Linked DNA regions of Homo sapiens: region 2 is linked to region 1. Evidence: read pairs that join two places in POLR2A ChIA-PET (ENCODE). Cell type or tissue: CD4-positive, alpha-beta T cell. All regions are shown on one strand. Links, peaks and the distances in the headings refer to the core of each region. The heading gives the core; the rest is flanking DNA.

The links. Peaks named below come from ENCODE experiments on the same cell type or tissue, not always from the same donor. Only the 100,000 strongest peaks of a DNase experiment are listed, where the experiment ranks them.
Region 2: POLR2A ChIA-PET joins it to region 1 with 5 read pairs; 13 of 35 experiments call an interaction of 5 or more read pairs at or near these places.

The regions. Positions count from the first base shown.
Region 1 is chr16:1,966,875-1,975,025 of GRCh38, forward strand. TBL3 (transducin beta like 3) reads left to right here and starts at 5,179. Exons shown (of 22, transcript NM_006453.3): 1 at 5,179-5,331; 2 at 7,182-7,233; 3 at 7,323-7,418; 4 at 7,502-7,549; 5 at 7,664-7,805; 6 at 7,889-7,973; 7 at 8,054-8,151. The coding sequence starts at 5,291. It overlaps RNF151 (ring finger protein 151), which reads left to right. Exons shown (of 4, transcript NM_174903.6): 1 at 1-10; 2 at 400-545; 3 at 851-947; 4 at 1,560-2,075. The coding sequence starts at 8. The coding sequence ends at 2,051. RefSeq lists enhancers at 4,965-5,304, 5,365-5,504. In CD4-positive, alpha-beta T cell, for the core only: no CTCF peak of the experiment used is centred there; DNase peaks (open chromatin) are centred at 5,087 and 5,834; H3K4me3 peaks cover 2,071 bases; H3K27ac peaks cover 1,073 bases.
Region 2 is chr16:1,850,958-1,862,130 of GRCh38, forward strand. MEIOB (meiosis specific with OB-fold) reads right to left here. Exons shown (of 14, transcript NM_001163560.3): 4 at 11,028-11,159; 5 at 9,446-9,518; 6 at 6,778-6,973; 7 at 3,143-3,243; 8 at 2,262-2,314; 9 at 2,082-2,177. Among named protein-coding and RNA genes, the nearest start is that of MEIOB, 16 kb to the right of the region's middle. In CD4-positive, alpha-beta T cell, for the core only: no CTCF peak of the experiment used is centred there; a DNase peak (open chromatin) is centred at 4,584; H3K27ac peaks cover 384 bases.

The DNA.
Region 1 (8,151 bases), core at 3,152-8,151:
GCAGATCATGGTGAGCCTGGGGCCCTCTTGCTTCCAGCCCTGAGATGTGTGCCCAACTCCAGAAACCTGCCCAGTTGTCCAGGGATCGACCCCACTCCACTCGGAAAGGGTGGGCAATGGGTTGCAGACCCCCATATGGTACAAGGAAACCTTCTGGAAGGCTCTGGCTAGGTCTAATTCCAGGCTAAGGCCCCCGTCTCCAGCCAGAGATTAGTAGTCCTGGGGTGGGGGGCCCTAACCCCCACAGCTGCCCCCTCAAAGTGGGCGCTGAGCCAACCCCTTTACTTGAAGTTCTGTGGCCCACCTCCCTGCCAAAAGCTTGCTGGGCTCTCTTGCTCGGTATGTGGACCAGGGACTGGATCACTGTCCCAGCCAGGTGCTGACACCTGGCCTTTGCAGGGTGGCGGGTATGATCTCAACCTCTTCGCCAGCCCTCCTGACAGCAACTTCGTGTGCTCCGTCTGCCATGGGGTTCTCAAGAGGCCAGCAAGGTTGCCATGCAGCCACATCTTCTGCAAAAAGTGCATCCTCCGGTGGCTAGCCAGGTGCCAGCGGGTACCCAAGGGGCTGGGAGGGCAGGAGTGAGACTGGGGGCCATTGCTGTGGCCCAGAACAGAGGGGAAAGTCAGCCAAAAGACTCAGCCACCAAATCTCCCTAAACTAAAATGTGTGTACCCTCACTCAGTAGTGTCTGCAGACCCCGGCCCCACCCTCAGAGCTGAGAGCGCCCTGTAATATGCCCTAATGCCTCATCCAGCTAATGAAGGGACCACCTGGGTCACCGAGTGAGGGCTTGACCAGGGCTCCCTTCCCACTCCCAACACTCACCCCTACTCATGCCTCCTTCCAGACAAAAGACCTGTCCGTGCTGTAGGAAAGAGGTGAAAAGGAAAAAGGTTGTCCACATGAATAAACTCCGGAAAACCATTGGCCGCCTGGAAGTCAAGGTAGCTCAAAGTACCCACTCCCCTGACCCTCAACCCTTCTCACCCTTGTAGGGGTGGGGCAGGGCTAGGAGAGAAGGCAGGAGAATCCCATCTTCAGAGAGAAACAAGTGCAGCCTTGGGACGACCAGACATAGCTGAGTTTGGATCGTGGCTCTACTGCTTAGTTGCTGTGTGACTTTAGGCAAGTCACCTAACTTTTCCAAGCCCCTGGGTTAGAAAATGGAGATTTTAGAGGACTTTTAAAATGGAGATTACAGAGGATTTTTAGAGGATCAAGTGCCCAGTGTGCCTGCCACTACTCTCTAGTCCCCTAGTTTTACAGATGGGTAAACCGAGGTTAAAAAGGAAAGCCTGGCATCCATACCACTCACCAGACCAACCCAACTGTGTACCTTCCAGTTCCCCAAGACTCAGGCCTCACCCTCTCCCCTGGAACTTCTAGCTTCTTCCCACGTCTAGGCATTTGCCCCAGTGTTCTCTCCACCAACTCACCAGAGTCAGAAAAGCGTGGGAGGCTCCCGGTTCCCTGGTTCCTGGCGAATGGAAAGCCAGGGGTGGGGGATTCCGTGGGTGTCCTGCCCGGTTTCTTCACACGTTCTCCTTCACCCTCAGTGCAAGAACGCCGACGCTGGCTGCATAGTGACATGCCCCCTGGCCCATCGCAAGGGGCACCAGGACTCATGCCCCTTTGAGCTAACGGCCTGCCCCAACGAGGGCTGCACCTCGCAGGTGCCGCGTGGGACCCTGGCAGAGCACCGGCAGCATTGCCAGCAAGGGTCCCAGCAGCGCTGCCCCCTGGGCTGCGGGGCCACCCTGGACCCGGCCGAGCGTGCTCGCCACAACTGCTACCGGGAGCTGCACAACGCCTGGAGCGTGCGCCAGGAGCGCCGTCGGCCCCTGCTGCTGTCCCTCCTGCGGCGTGTGCGCTGGCTGGACCAAGCCACCAGTGTCGTTCGTAGAGAGCTGGCGGAGCTCAGCAACTTCCTGGAGGAAGACACCGCTCTGCTGGAGGGTGCCCCACAGGAGGAGGCCGAGGCTGCCCCAGAAGGCAACGTTGGGGCTGAGGTGGTGGGGGAGCCCAGGGCCAACATACCTTGTAAATAGGTAAATAAAAGCAGACCCCCGGCCTGCCTGCCTCTGTGCCTGCGGCCCTCACAACTGTCACCGGTGCATCCCTGCTGCCCTCTCCAGGCATTTGCCTGCTCTCTTTCATCTTTTCTTTTTCAAAGGAAGGAGGCCGGGCGTGGGTGGCTCACGCCTGTAATCCCAGCACTTTGGGAGGCTGAGGTGGGTGGATCACCTGAGGTCAGGAGTTCGAGACCAACCTGACCAACATGGCGACACCCCGTCTCTACTAAAAATACAAAAATTAGCTGGGCGTGGTGGCAGGCGCCTGTAGTCCCAGCTACTCGGGAGGCTGAGGCAGGAGAATGGTGTGAACCCGGGAGGTGGAGGTTGCAGTGAGCCAAGATCACACCACTTCACTCCAGCCTGGGCGACAAGAGTGAGACTCCGTCTCATAAAAATAAATCAATAAATAGGCCAGGCGCGGTGGCTCACGCCTATAATCCCAGCACTTTGGGAGGCCGAGGCAGGCGGATCACAAGGTCAGGAGATCAAGACCATCCTGGCTAACACAGTGAAATCCCGTCTTTACTAAAAAATACAAAAAATTAGTCAGGCATGGTGGCGGGCGCCTGTAGCCCCAGCTACTCGCGAGGCTGAGGTAGGAGAATGGCCTGAACCCGGGAGGCGGAGCTTCCAGTGAGCGGAAACCGTGCCACTGCACTCCAGCCTGGGCGACAGAGCAAGATTCCGTCTCAAAAAACGAGGCCGGGCGCGGGGGCTCACGCCTGTAATCCCAGCACTTTGGGAGGCCGAGGTGGGCCGATCACGAGGTCAGGAGATTGAGACCATCCTGGATAACACAGTGAAACCCCGTCTCTACTAAAAAATACAAAAAATTAGCCAGACGTGGTGGCAGGCGCCTGTAGTCCCAGCTACTCGGGAGGCTGAGGCAGGAGAATGGTGTGAACCCGGGAGGCGGAGCTTGCAGTGAGCCGAGATCACGCCACTGCATTCCAGCCTGGGCAACAGACCCAGACTGTCTCAAAAAATAAATAAATAAAAATAAATAAATAAGGGGAATACAAGAATGGCTACTCCATAGACAGAATACCTTTTTCTTCTTTTTTGAGACTGGGTCTTGCTCTGGCACCCAGGCTGGAGTGCAGTCACGTGATTACGGCTCACTGCAGCCTCAACCTCCCTGGGCTCAAGCAATCCTCCCACCTCAGCCTCCTGAGTAGCTGGGACTACAGGCACGCACCACGACTGCCGGCTAATTTTTGTGTTTATTTTAGAGATGGGGTTTCACTGTGTTATCCAGACTGGTCTCAAACTTCTGGGCTCAAGTGATCCTCCTGCCTCCAAAGTGTTGGGATCACAGGTGTGAGCCACCATGATGGCCTACTTTCTTTCCCTCAAATATCTCTCCTCTCAGAGATTTTCCCTGATCATACTTCTCAGTTCTCCTTCTCAGTTACTTTCGTTTTTTCATTTTTTTCTTTTCTATTTTTTGAGATAGGGTCTCTGTTGCCCAGGCTGGAGTGCAGAGGCCCAATCACAGCTCACTAGAAACTCAGCTTCCCAGGCTCAAGCAGCCCTCTCACCTCAGCCTCCAGAGTAGCTGGGACTACAGGCACACCACCACCCCTACTAAATTTTCTGTGTGTGTGTGTGTGTATGTGGAGACAGGGTCTCGCCATGATGCCCAGACTGGCCCAGTTACTTTTTTTTTTTTCTCTGAGACAGTCTTGCTCTATCGCCCAGGCTGGAGTGCAGTGACGTTGCGATCTTGGCTCACTGCAACCTCCGCCTCCGGGTTCAAGCGATTCTCCTACCTCAGCCTCCCGAGTAGCTGGGATTACAGGCACCCGCCACCACACCAGGCTAATTTTTGTATTTTTAGCAGAGACTGGGTTTCACCATGCTGGCCAGGCTGGTCTCGAACTCCTGACCTCGTGATCCACCGGCCTCGGCCACCCAAAGTGCTAGGATTACAGGCGTGAGCCATCGCGCCCGGCCTGGCTGTTACTTTCTACCAGCTTCAGAGCCAGTAGCACAAATGGCTCAAAACCTTGAACTCAGAGTAAAAGCTAACTCCTCGCCACGGCGCACAGGCAACTGCATGCCCTCTGCCCTCTGCACCCACTCCCTGCAGCCACCCGGCTTGTTGCTACTCAATGCTTGGCACCCCCAGTCCTAGGCCTGTGCCCTGGCTGTTCTCAACACCATTCGTTCCACAGGGCTCCCTGCTTCGCGAACTTGTGTCTGCTCAGGCGTCACCTTCTCAATACAGCCTCCTCCTTCCTCCCTTCCGCTCCCTCCCTTCTGTTTTTTTTTCTTTCTTTCTTTCTTTTTTTCTGAGACGGAGTCTCACGCTGTCACCCAGGCTGGAGTCCAGTGGCGCAATCTCAGCTCACTGCAGCCTCCGCCTCCGGGGTTCAAGCGATTCTCCTGCCTCAGCCTCCCAAGTAGCTGGGATTACAGGCATGTGCCACCACGCCCAGCTAATTTTTTTTTTCTGTTTTTAGTAGAGACGGGGTTTCTCCACGTTGGTCAGGCTGGTCTCGAACTTCCGACCTCAGGTGATCCACCCGCCTCGGCCTCCCAAAGTGCTGGGACTACTGGCGTGAGCCAACGCGCCCGGCCCTCCTCCTTTTTCCATCGCGCTCAGCAACTATCACTCGTCGCCCGTTCTGTTTCTTCTCTGGTGTCCGCCAAGTGCCGATTACAGTGCTTTGCACACAGAAGGTGCTCAATACATGAATGCCTTTGAGATTACCCGGTTTATTCATTTACCTACGTTATTTATCAAGAGCCACACTGCGAGCCCAGGGGCAGGGTCAGGTTGACGGCTCTACGCACGGACCGCACCCGACAGCTGGTACCCCCACATCCCAGAACGCCGAAAAGCAGGAGTAAACGCTGGCTACAAATGCCTTTTTATACTGGTATCAAAGAGCCAGGCCACCAGCGATGCCACATCCGCCGGTCTACCCCCACCGACCCGCGAAGCACCCTCACAGCTCACGGCCCTCCCTCCAGGCCGGAAACGTCTCCGCCCGCTTCCGCTTCCCGATGCAGCCGCCACTGCCCGAAGCAAAGATGGCGCCAAGTGCGCGGCGCCGGCGGGGACGTCACAGTGGTCGCGCGCGGTGACGCCATCGCAGCGCGCCGGGAGTGTGGCGTTCTGTGAAGAGTTCGGTGCTAACCTCCCTCACGCGGCGGTGGCTGCCGGGACCCTAGCAGGTTTCAGCTGGAGCGGCGGCGGCGGCAACATGGCAGAGACCGCGGCCGGAGTGGGCCGCTTCAAGACCAAGTGAGCCCGGAGCTCTGGGGCCGTGCGGGGAGGGAGCTGGGTTTGCAGCCGGCATAGCGGAGGCGCGCGTGGGGTGGGCACGCATTGGGGTCCGTGGAGGCGAGAGGCTGTGTGTGCGCCGGCCCGCGGGGTCGCGGAGGCTGCGGTGATACTAGGCGGGAGAGCCGGCCCCGGCTGCTCTCGGGGAGGACGGCGATCGGAGCCCGGCCGCCGGGAGCAGCAGCGTGGGCTCATCGAGAAGCCGGCTATGGGGTGGAGTGGGGACCAGAAGTCCCGATGAGGGGAGGAGAGGGCTGAGCCTAGGTCGGGGCTGGTCCCGGGAGGCGGCGGGGGCGAAGAACCACCTCTGAGCAGTCGGCCTGGGGACCTTTCATCCGCGATCCGTCTTCTCCAGGGAGCAGGGAGAATGCAGGAGAGGGGCGGGTCCGCAGAAGCCCAGGAGGCCCTGAGTGCTGTGCCCCGTCACTCCCCAAGCCTTTGCCGAACAGCAGTGCTGGTGCCCCCGCCCTGGCAGCGCAGCCTCATGGGATTATCGTTTCCACTGGCGGCTGTGGGGCTTTGGTTGTGCCAAGCACTGGTAAAGGAAAGTCCCAGGCTGGCAGCACCGTCGTGGGAGGGTCAACTGGGTGCGGGGGCTGAGGGGCCGCTTTCGTTTTGGCAGTCAGGCTTCCAGAAGCGCAGTGAGCCAGGCCTTGACATCTGGGAAGAGAAGCCCAGGCCGCGTACAGGGAATAGGGGGAAGATAGGAAACCCGTCCCAGAGGCTGGGACAGGAGCAGTGGGGTGCACTGTGGGCCATGAGAAGGAAAGAAAGCAGAGGCAAGGGTGGCAGAGGCTCTTCTGGGCAAGGTCTGGGAGGTGTGTGGGCAGAAGGGAGGGGCTAACGCAGGGCAGTGACATCTTCAGTTATGTTCTGAAAGGTACCTGGCAGCAGGGTTAAGAGGTAGGTAGGGGAGGCCGGGCGCGGTGGCTCACGCCTGTAATCCCAGCGCTTTTGGAGGCCGAAGCGGGCGGATCACGAGGTCAGGAGATTGAGACCACGGTGAAACCCCGTCTCTACTAAAAATACAAAAAATTAGCTGGGCGCAGTGGCGGGCACCTGTAGTCCCAGCTACTCGGAGAGGCTGAGGCAGGAGAATGGCGTGAACCCGGGAGGTGGAGCTTGCAGTGAGCTGAGATCGTGCCACTGCACTCCAGCCTGGGCTGGAGACCCCTTCTCAGATCGAGACCCCTTCTCAAAAAATAAATAAGTAAAAAGAGGTAGGTAGGGGGTCCAGTGAAGAGGCCAGAGTGGCTGGCCAGAGACTGTGATGGGCTGGACCAGGTGGAGGCAGTGGAGAAGGAAGGAGAAGGGGCACGAGTGAGGTCACAGAAATGACAGCTGCTCGTGGGACCCGGGCTCTGGGCAAGCCTGGGGATGGAGAGAGGAGTCAGGGAGGGGAAGAGGTATGCCAGACCTCAGGGATGAAGACACTGGGAGGATGTGCTCTGGGCTGGCTACCCAGGCCTGGCCACCCACCGCCGGCAGGGGTGTTCCCAAGGAGCCCCCTGGCTCTCACTGGGGAATCCCTGGAAGCCCTGGGCTGTTGGGCTGACTCCACCTGACACAGGCCCACCCCCTACTGCCTCAGGGATCACCAGCCAGCTGCGGGTCTCTACTTCTCAGTGACGACGGTAGCTACAGCCCCCTGCAGTACTGCTGGTTCCACCCCATGCCCTGTCCCTGCTGTTGCCCAGAAACTCAAGGGCAGGGGCCATTGGGGTCACTTGGAGAGGAGCACCTAGCACAGGGCGGGGCCCTGGGGACTGAGGGGGTGGGTGGTGCTCATTCGCCTCCCGCTCTCCTTCCAGCTATGCTGTGGAGCGCAAAATTGAGCCTTTCTACAAGGGCGGAAAAGCACAGGTACCAGCCTGGGGAAGGGCAGTGGGGCGGGCAGCCAGAGGCCGCGGGGGGTGCTGAATGTTGCCTGGCTGAGACCTCTCTGTCCCCAGCTGGACCAGACTGGCCAGCACCTCTTCTGCGTCTGTGGCACCAGAGTCAACATTCTGGAAGTGGCCTCGGGGGCCGTGCTGCGGAGTCTGGAGCAGGTGAGGGCAGCCTGGGTGGGTGAGGGGCAAGTGGAGAGGGCAGCCCACTCACACCGTGCTCGGCACACCACTCTTTCTCCTAGGAGGACCAGGAGGACATCACTGCCTTTGACCTCAGCCCTGACAACGAGGTATGTGGGGCGGGGCCTGGAGGGGACCCGCTCCAGCGCCTCCCTCCCAGACTGAGTCCAGGAAGATGTGAGCAGGGTATTGCTGCCCCTCTGCTGACCTGTACCCTCCCCCAGGTGCTGGTGACAGCCAGTCGGGCATTGCTGCTGGCTCAGTGGGCCTGGCAAGAGGGCAGCGTTACCCGCCTGTGGAAGGCGATACACACGGCCCCCGTGGCCACCATGGCCTTCGACCCCACCTCCACTCTGCTAGCCACAGGTAGGGCCCTGCCGTGCAGGTGGGTCGTGGGCACAGATGCAGGGGCTTTGGGCATTCCACCCCCTCACCTTGCTTCCCCGCAGGTGGCTGTGATGGGGCCGTGCGCGTCTGGGACATCGTGCGGCACTACGGGACACACCACTTCCGAGGCTCGCCCGGTGTCGTGCAGTGAGTTGGAAGGTGGAGGGGGAGGGCAGAGGCACCACCCAGGCTGCACAGCTCACCCATCCTGTCCCGTCCGCCCACAGCCTAGTGGCCTTCCACCCGGACCCTACACGCCTGCTGCTCTTCTCCTCGGCCACGGATGCCGCCATCCGCGTGTGGTCACTGCAGGACCGGTCATGCC
Region 2 (11,173 bases), core at 2,437-7,436, 120 kb before region 1:
AACCATACATAGTACCTCCCTCCAGGAAAGAAAAAACTGAAGAGTGTTGCACTGTTGTCCTAAGTGTTGATAATAGACTATCGTGTGTCACCATCAATTTCCAACAGAGCAGTCAGAGCAAACCTCTCAGAGCCGAGTCAGATGCTGTCACCGCTCTGCTCCAAACCCCAGCCTGCTACCCCATCCAGAGCAGAAGCCAGTGCACTCTAACAGCCTCCGAGGCCTTCTTCCTGGGTGCCCCATCTCTTCTCAGAACAGCTCCTGCTGGCCTTGAACTCCTGGGCTCCAGCCACACCAGCCCCTGGGTGTTCCTCCCACACATAGGCACAGGGCTTTCCCTTGGTTATCCCTTTAGCCTCCTCATCAAGTCTTTGCTCAAACGTCACTCTCCCATGCAGCGTGCCCGACCACCTTGTGGCTCTCTAGGTCCTCCTGACTCTGTTCCACCTGTTCTCCTTAAATATTTCATAATTCACGGACATATTATCTTCATTATTTATTCTCTGTCTCTCCCTGCTGGAGGGTAAACTCCATGAGGGTGGAAATATTTATCCATTTTGTCGTTGCACCCCAGAACAGCACCCAGCATACAGCACATGCTCAGTAAATTAGTTCAGTGAAGAGCAATTCGGGGCATGCACATCTCCTCCCATGGTGCTGCCTTCAAGGAGACAACATCCATGTGTTGGATGTGCAAGATTCAGAGTACTCATATAAAAACCAGAGTCTCAGTATTTTACACCATTCCTCATAGTAATTCTATCTTTTAAAAATGCTGATAATGGTTTGGTCAAAAGCACACATTGCTTTATAATTCTGTCACTGCTGATGCTTTGTTACAGACCAGCAGCGTGAGCGTATGTTTTAAATGATACACTACATACTGTACTCATAGCTTCATGAGATGGCAAAGGATTGATTACTCCATTTCTTTAGCAGTACTGGCTTGACGGTTATGTCTGCACTATAAAGCACCCTGGGAATGCTCACAGGCACTAATCCCTCATCTCCCCAATCTGGCTTCCTTGATTTCATGCTGTAATAAACTGTAACTCCTTCAACAACCACTCCAGGGGATCATCTGGGCATTTAATGTGCAGTTATGAGCTAATGATACTACACAGAGAGTACTGTGTGCACGCATGCATGTGTTATCAATGTCCTAGCAGTAAAAGTTATTTGAATGTAGCAAAACTGAATTTACCTATTAGTCAATAATTTAGCATCCAAGCAATAAAATCGATCTCTCAAAAATTATCACAATGAATTATACTTTAAAATTAATCTGGTTTTTCACTTTTTTTTTTTTTTTTTTTTTTTTTTTGAGACGGAGTCTCGCTCTGTCGCCAGGCTGGAGCGCAGTGGTGCAATCTCGGCTCACTGCAACCTCCACCTCCTGGGTTGAAGTGATTCTCCTGCCTTAGCTTCCCGAGTAGCTGGTACTACAGGCGCACACTTTTACGCTCGGCTAATTTTTCTATTTTTAGTAGAAACAGGGTTTCACCATGTTGGCCAGGATGGTCTCAATCTCTTGACCTCGTGAGCAGCCCACCTTGGCCTCCCAAAGTGCTGGAATTACAGGTGTGAGCCACCGCGCCAGCCTTGTTTTTTTTTTAAGACGGGGTCTTGCTCTTGTGGCCTAGGCTGGAGTACAATGGCGCGATTTCAGCTCACTGCAATTTCTGCCTCCTGGGTTCAAGTGATTCTCCTGCCTCAGTCTCCCGAGTAGCTGGGATTACAGGCGCCCACCACCAAGCCCAGCTAATTTTTATATTTTTAGTAGAGACTGGGTTTCACCATGTTGGCCAGTCTGGTCTTGAACTCCTGACCTCAGGTGATCCACCTGCCTTGGCCTCCCAAAGTGCTGGGATTACAGGCATGAGCCACCACGTCCGACCTCACATTTCTTTAGTAAAGATATCAAAGTTCATTGTAAGTTTTTAAAAAAGTTATATAAAGCAATTTTTACTTCTAATTTGAATTAAATCCAGGCTGAATTTTCATTCTTAAATATACTGTATAAATATTGAAATGTGTTCAGTCATTTCCAAAGGGATAAAAGGTTTCACAAAGTTTTTTACCTGGATTAGTTGTAATAATGGTTTTTGAGATTACAGTTGCTGTCATGCAGTTCCGAAATTTGTCAAAATTTATTCTTACATCTGAGGCAAATATTACTGTTTGGGAAAAAAGCCATTTAAAATTATTACATGGGAGGATATAAATGACAAATATTGGACACAATCATTGAATGATAATACCTGTTTCTCGTGGCATCCAGCTCTGTGCAAGTAGAATGGATTCATTATCCCAACTGCATTTGTTTAAAAAGAAGTAATACAAATTGAATACACTAGAAAAAACTGATAGTGACATATTATTTACAACAATAAAAGAAAGCTTCAGTGGCTGGGGTCAGCCATCCCCAAGGTGGTCAAAGACCTCCTAGTCTTAAGCATGCCAGCTTCCTCCTAGGGAGAATTTAACAACTCCATGAGAGAACATTCCTTCAACACACACTCTCCTCTAGTAATACTCTGCTCTGCCAATTCTTAATTTATTTTTCCAACACTTAATCACTCCAGGCTAGTTAGAACTAAAGCCTGAAGACTTTAAACTCACACTTTCAGACCATGAAGGTGAGTGTCCCCCAGTGGATAAACTGCTCAGGGGCCTTGATGGGTTGAAGACATTTTTGAAATCAGTTCCTTTGGTACCCAGGCATCAGAGGTCTAGACAATGCCTTGTTGTACCTGGCAGTGCTTCAGGGTGCAGTCCCCACCCTGGCCCACGTGCCCCTGTGTCCTGCCCTGCTCCAGGATACTTCCCAGGAAGCACAGAGGGAAACTCTGGCTTGTTCCATGGGACCTAATAAAACATCATTTGTTACACGACAGAATTCAATAATAAAACTGGGCACGGTGGAGTCCCCCTAAGCAATTCCATGCCATCTAAAGACCTCATTTTAAGGTGGTATCCATAACAACTCAACATTCAAGAGTGAGATTTATTTTTTAAAATATCATTCATCTCCTATCATTATCCTCTCTTGATATGAAGTCCATCATATTTTTGATAAAATGAAAATGTCCTGGTGATAACTACAGGGATTTCACAGTTTGGAACAGACATCGGTGTTTACCATGTCATCGCAAAAGACGACTCTGTTTCATCATAGAGTCTAACTTCACACCTCTGGCCTTTTCTCCGGTCTGAAGTTGTAAAGTATTTTGGCTCTCCAACCTTAGAAATGGAAATAAATCATTACTCTTCACCTATATGTAGAAGTTCTTAAGTATTTGTTGATGAAAATACTCAAATGTTCACCTTTTAAACACCAAATTAGAAATATTAAACTAGCAAGAACCAGTAATATATAGTTGATTATTTTAAAGCATCTATCTCTAAACTACATGTACGTAGCTGAAGTTGTAAGTCACACAACACTTTGAAGAGACACAGGGAGACAGGTGCTTGAAGTAGAGACTGAAAGTCTTTTTAACATGTCACAACAAAGCTCCATGACAGGCCCCTCTGGGGCATCTACGTGGACTCCTCGAGGGCAGGGACTGTGTTTCCAGCACCTTTGTATCCCCATGGCTCAGCGTGGAACTCATGTGACTGAATGAACTCAGGCTCTCTGGGGCTCAGCACCTCCGTCTTCTTAGTGAACATCAAATACAGCATATCTGTGGTATAAAAAGTGTCCACAGGAAACAAACAAATATAGGATATGTCCTTTGCCTTCTCCACAGGGCTACCATGGTGAGAGCCACATGCGAGATACACAGGAAACTTTGACACTGTCCAATTCTGTCCATTGTGGGGTAAGATGATCAAAGAAGTGGAAATCCTCTTGCCCATTAAAGCAAGTTAAAAAAAAAAAAAAAGAAGAGTTGAAACTAGGACCCTTCTCTCCACCCAGTGGCTTCTCATGTGGGAACGGCAGGCACCTCTGAGAGATGCACAGCAGCAGGCCCAGCATGGACAGTCACTGGCCACCCCCACCTCTGCCACCACTGCATCTGTGGTGCCCAGAGAAAGGGACCTAGAAAGGACAGCCAGAGGCTGAGAGGTCAGCCTAACATCTGGGGTTGGGAAGGTGGAGAACACTGTATTAAAAAGGAGTTTTAAAGTGAAACGCCAGTGGGGGTGAGAGGAAGAAACAACAGGTTAAATGAAAGTGTGAAGAGTGGCCGGGAGGGGTGGCTCACGCCTGTAATCCCAGCACTTTGGGAGGCCGAGGTGGGTGAATCACGAGGTCAGGAGTTCAAGACTAGCCTGGCCAATATGGTGAAACCTTGTCTCTACTAAAAATACAAAAATTAGCTGGGCATGGTGGTACACGCCTGTAGTCCTGGCTACTCGGGAGGCTGAGGCAGGAGAATTGCTTGAACCCGGGAGGTGGAGGTTGCAGTGAGCCAAGATCACGCCACTGCACTCTGCACTCCAGCCTGGGTGACAGAGCAAGACTCCATCTCAAAAAGAAAAAAAAAGTATGAAGAAAAGAAAATGTAAGAGGGCTGAAAGCCAAAGGGGAGATGAAAGGCATGAGAAGAAGTGACGTGACACATGAAAGGTTCCAGACTCACTGAGGGGGTGGGAAAGCTGCCGCAGTTTCCTGCTTATACTACTATATTCATTCAGGGTTGTAGACAATTCTTACTTCATTATAAACGTAATAGCACTGTCTAGAATTTGGGGAAATCGCAAACAATTGAGCACTCCTTTGAACAACTGAATAGGATTGAACATAAACTGCCTACAAAGTGACTTCTCCTGTTTTTCAAGATGATCATATAGCGGGCTTATTCCTTCTCCCTAAAGTATACAGATGCTCCCCAGGTGGCAGGCATGTCCTCCACAGCCAGGGCCCTGCCATCTGAAAGGGTCACGTTCTCTCAGTCACCATTTAATATAACAAGCAATTCACATTTACTTACATGAACTATCATAAGCATGTGTGTTTTTTCCTTTTTTTTTTTTTTTGTCTCTTGACTATCATCCCTCTCTATATTAAGAAATTACTCTTGCCTCTTTATTTATTTATTTATCAACCCAGAATCTCGCTCTGTCGCCCAGGCTGGAGTGCAGTGGCGCCATCTCAGCTCATTGCAACCTCTGTCTCCTGGGTTCAAGTAATTCTCCTGCCTCAGCCTCCTGAGTAGCTGGGACTCCAGGTACCTGCCACCATGCCCAGCTAATTTTTTTTTTTTGAGACGGAGTCTCGTTCTGTCGCCCAGACTGGAGGGCAGTGGTACGATCTCGGCTCACTGCAACCTCCACCTTCCAGGTTCAAGTGATTCTCCTGACTCAGCCTCCCAAGTAGCTGGGACTGCAGGAACCTGTCACCATGCCCAGCTAATTTTTTTTTTTTTTTGAGTCGGAGTCTCGCTCTGTCGCCCAGGCTGGAGTGCAGTGGCGCAATCTTGGCTCACTGCAAGCTCTGCCTCCCGGGTTCACGCCATTCTCCTGCCTCAGCCTCCTGAGTAGCTGGGACTACAGGCGCCCACCACCTCACCTGGCTAATTTTTTGTATTTTTAGTAGAGACGGGGTTTCACCGTGTTAGCCAGGATGGTCTCGATCTCCTGACCTCGTGATCCTCCCGCCTCAGCCACCCAAAGTGCTGGGATTACAGGCGTGAGCCACCGCACCAGGCCACCCAGCTAATTTTTGTATTTTTAGTGGCGATGGTGTTTCACCATATTGGCCAGGCTGGTCTCGAACTCCTGACCTTGTGATCCACCCGCCTCAGCCTCCCAAAGTGCTAGGATTACAGGCATGAGCCACCACGCCAGGCCTTTTTTTTTTTTTTTTTTTTTTGAGACAGGGTCTCCCTCTATTGCCCAGGCTGGAGTGCAGTGGCATGATTTTGGCTCACTGCAACCTCAACCTCCCAGGCTCAGGTGATCCTCCCACTTCAGCCTCCCAAGCAGCTGAGATTACAGGTACACACCACCACATCCGGCTAATTTTTGTATTTTTTGTAGAGATGGAGTTTCACCATGTTGCCCCAGGCTGGTCTTGAACTGGGCTCAAGTGATCCCTCTGCCTTGGTCTCCCAAAGTGCTAGGATCACAGGTGTAAGCCACTGTGCCTGGACTAATTTTCATGTACTTTATTTTGTGAAACTTTACCGTTGAGGTCTACATCTCAATCTCCGCCTTGTGGCTCTGGTCTGTCCAACTACAGAGCTCAGAACTTGCTACAGTAATTCAGACAGACGCTGATGCACCAGAAGGGAACACCCCCCTGGTGCCCCACGGAGGGCCATCCTCCCGTGCACCTCACCAGCATGGTCCCACTGCACCTATTAGACCATGGAGCCCTACAGCAGGGCAGCGTGTATTCCCACTCCCTCCCTGGTTGCTGGGCAGCTCTGAGCACAAAGGCACAGAACTGATCCCTTAACTTATTCAACTACGCCCCTTCAAGGAAGGTCATGGAGATTTTCGAGTCAATAAGCTTACCCTTTCCATTTACATCTTTGTTTAAGCAATGTATAAAAAGTTCTCCTATAGTTAGCAGATCATTTACGAGCAGAGTGGAACACTGCATTTAGCATTCAAATACAATTTTATTTTACTACTCATCCACAGATAAAAAGCTAGTTTCCCTTTAATGAGAAGTGTTACTGTTTTCTTAATTCAGCATACTACCAAGATAGAGAAGAAAAGTTACCCCAGCTGATCGTGACCACTCCATCCCAAACACAGATCAAGTGACTGCACCTCCCCTGCCAGATTGCACTTGGCTTTGTCGGGGTTTTAACTTACCGATTTCACAGCTGCAAGCACGTTAATAATCCTCCCATTAAGACTGTGTCCATTTGCAACAATGTCACCCAGTGAATAATAATCATGAGACTCTTTAACAGGTAAATGTATCAAAGAAAGTAACTTTGTGTCCACTTCATAACTGGAACAAACTTTTACTGTTGAGTGATTCTCACTGAGCAACAGTTTACAGTTGCTAAATTGCAAAAACACAAGAAAGTTATTTGAAAGTGATCTTTGGAAAGAAAAATATTTCCAGGTCCACATTTAAACTACATTTTTCATTGAAATTTAGACAATACTAATATATACTTTTTACTCTTAGAAACATTGAATAATACAGCAAAACATTTTTTGTTTACAGTGCACTTTCATTAAGGAAATGTTTTGAGAATTGATTCGTGTCGGGGTTCTAAACATACCATTTGTCTGATCTTGCCCAAGACTCTGCGCTTGTTTCCTTCTCCAAAAAAATAGGAGCAAAAAAGCGCTCTGAAACTTTCAGGGGTTATACAAACCCAAGGACTGGTTGTTTCTCTCTCTTATGGACCTGGCTGTTCTGCCTTAGTGCCTCAGGTCAGGGACTGTGTTTTTCCTACCCCTACTGAGCTCTGCATGGAGCAGACGCAGAACACTGGCACAGTGAGCCCGAACTGAGGAGCTCTCCCTCCTGCACCGAGTCCCTCCCGGCCCTTGCACTCTGTGCCCCAGCAGTCCTCTAACCCAGCCCCACCTCCTCCCCACTGCTCGGCCTCACTTACCTACCTCATCACTTCTCTCCCAAGCCACTGCCTTGCTATCCTAACTAAGCTTCATTCCCCTACAGTCCATCCTCCATAAGCAAAGTGATCTTCCTAAACCACAAATATGAAAATATTATTTCCCAGCTCAAAGACCATCATTGTGGCTACCAGTCACAAAGGAAATAACTCAGTATGAAAGCAAAGCTGTCTGTAAAATATCTCTGCTTCCACCTTAAGCTTCTCCTCCTGCCCGTGCCCTGCATTCCAGCCGTATCAGACTATTACATTATGAAATTGGTATTTCTAGATGAAAAATAGTAAAACATCAGCAGTTTCATATGGCTCAAACTAATATTAACTGTTCTGGAAAAGACAGGAGGTTTCCTGTTTCTTCCCTCTACCAAGAATATTCTCTCCATCTAACCATCCATCCATCACTTCCATGAATACTGAGAATCTGTTATATACCAGACCCTATGCTAGGCACAAGGGATATGGTGGTGAAGAAGGCAGACAAGACCTTTGATCTCATGAGGCTCACATATGTGAGGGGGAGACCCAAGAACAATGAATCAAACAATCTCAGACGGTGACTTGGGTTATGCTGACAAAAGCCAGGGCAAAATCCCAGTAATTGACCATTAGCGCTACCACAAACAGAGTAGATGGGGAAGGTTGAAGAAGATGACATTTAAGCTGTGAGTCAATAACCCAAAGAAGCAAATAGTCAAACAGATGGGAGAAAGTTCTATGCAGAGAGAGAATAGAAAATACAAAAGTTTGGCCAGGCGCGGTGGCTCACGCCTGTAATCCCAGCCCTTTGGGAGGCCGAGGCGGGCGGATCACTTGAGGTCAGGAGTTCGACACCAGCCTGGCCAACATAGCAAAACCCCGCCTCTACTAAAAATACAAAAATTAGCTGGGTGTGGGGCGTGTGCCTGTAATCACAGCTACTTGGGAGGCTGAGGTGGGAGAATGGTTTGAACCCAGGAGTTAGAGGTTACAGTGAGCCGAGATCGTGCCACTGCACTCCAGCCTGGGCAACAGAGTGGGACTCTGTCTCAGTAAAAAATAAAAAATAAAAATAAAAGGAAATACAAACGTTCTTAGTGCAGAATGAGTTCACGGTGTTCATGAAATATAAAGAAATTCACTGTGGCTACAGAGAAATGAGGCTTGAGAGTCTGGCATAAGATGAGGTCAGAAAAGAAGGTGGGAACGGGTCACAGTTGATGCGAGTGTAAATGCTGTAGACTGCTGTGCCCACCAAGAGCCCTTTACAGGCTGGTACAGGGCACAGCTACACCCTTCTCTCCAGAACTGCCAGACCCGCCTTTGAGCTGATGCCCCGCCCCATCCTGCGGGTTTGGGGAGTGGATGGACTACAGCCAGGGCACTGCTCTAAGGGGCCACTCCCACTCCAGAGCTCCCTCCCGGCTCCTGCTGAGGCTCCAGGTGAACCCACTTCTCTGCTCAGCTGCTTCCTGGTCTATCCTCGCAGGGTTCCCCTGAGAGCTCACCCTCAACCAACCACTCCCACAAGAGTCCTCCTCTCAAGCTCTGCTTCGAAGGAATCTGCCCTAAGATGGTAAGCCTGTGAGTAGAAGGATACCTTGACATGAAAAAAGACAGATGTAATTTCCAAAGTTTATCTTTTCTCCTCATTCAGTTTTAACATGACAAAGTCAAATTTTTGTAAATCTAAGAATGAGAATCAAAGTACTAAAACCAAAGCCATTTATCATGTGACTCTGTATCAAAGTAAATTATGTCATAATCAAAGATGAATTTTGTAAGAGAAAATTAAACTCCTCATTTTTATTGAAATAGAAACAGAACACTTTTAGTAAGATCTCTGCTAATCTGATACAACATTATTAGTAATGATCATTCTCGCACAATCTCTGTGCTAGACAGATGCTTACCTAGGAGTTGCAGGGCTGAATTTTTCTTCTCTTTCTATTTCCTTTCTTTGGATCAGAGGATTTTCAATTATCACTAAAACAGAGGGCAAAGTATGATGATATTACAAAACAGTAACAAGATAAACACTAACATCCTAAATAACATCCTGTTTAATTTATGATCATCATCGACTCTAGGCTTTAAAAATTCCTCACCTCATTCATCTTCTCCATCATCAACATATAACATATTTTGATACTGAGATGTCAAAATTGAAATCTTTATCTCCATATGTAACTAATATTCCAGCATTTATTCAAGGGATGTCTATAGCTATACTGGGCCCTATGAAGTTTGTGAAGCTTTCTGCCTTCATAGTCCATATGTTCAATGACCCTATTATTCAACTAGAGAGATACCATACATTGTCCTGAAAGTTAACAATACAAGGCAATATATGATTAGGTTCTAAATAACCGGTATGGGGAGTCAGCTGCTTGAGACCACAGTATTAAAGAGGAGTGTTTTCATTACCTGCATTACTCTTTTCTCTTTTTCTATCGTGAAGAACTAGTATACATGCTTTCTTGTTCCTTTTATGAGGCTAGGGCTCATAAAAGTTATCTGTTGAGTGACTAAGTTCCACACGTTATACTAGGTACACCATCTCATTTAATATTTACAAGAACCTAATGAGGTATTATTTCATAGTTGAGACCCAACAAGATTAAGAAATTTTCTCAAAGCCATGATGTAAGTCAATGTTGGAACTGGGATTTGAATCTAGACCTCTGTGTTTTCAAAGTCTCCTGTTCTTCCTACTATATGAGGCTGTTCTGTCAAAGAGATACTGGGGTGAGTAGATGTAAAAGATTTGGTATTTCAACTAAAAGTAAAGTTCCTTAAAATCCCATTAACAATTTAAATATCAGTTTTTATCAAAATCTATTCAGTGGTCAAATGTCAACTTTTATCAAAATATATTCAGTGGCTGTATTATATGTCTATAGAAAGATAACCAATTATAACAATAAAATGGGTTGGTGCAAATTGAAATATGTAATAAACCAAAGACAGTAAGGTTATTTAGTAAAAATATAACTATCACATTTGTATGCTTCAAATAACATTCTGAATGCCTCGCATTGCAGTCTTTTTTTTTTTTTTTTTTTTTTTTTGAGACAGGGTCTTACTCTGTGACTCAGGCTGGAGTGCAGAGGTACGATGTTGGCTCGCTGCAACCTCCACCTCCAGGGCTCAAGCCACCCTCCTGCTTCAGCCTCCTTAGTAGCTGGTACTACAGGCCCACGCCACCACACCCAGCTAATTTTTTGTAGAAATGGGGTCTTGCCATGTTGCTCAGGCTGGTCTCGAACTCCTGAACTCACGCAATCCACCCACCTCAGCCTCCCAAAGTGTTGGGATTACAGGCATGAGCCACCGTGCCCCACTGCATTATACTCTTAACACTTGACTTTTTCTGATAAAGTTCTTGAGAATTACGAACTGTGTCTCATTTCAACTCCTTCAGTATAGTTACCATAAACATACCACAGGAATAACACTATGATGGAAAAAGTTTAAGAATCAATGCCAACTTACCACAGTCACCAACCCTAAAGCTGTCAGAAAGAGACTTGATGTAATCTTCATTGCCCCAGGAAGCTGCATTTACAAAATGTGCTGGTGAATCCCGAATGGTGAAGCTGAAAGTGTACCTTTCTGATCCAATATCTAAGGGAAAACCA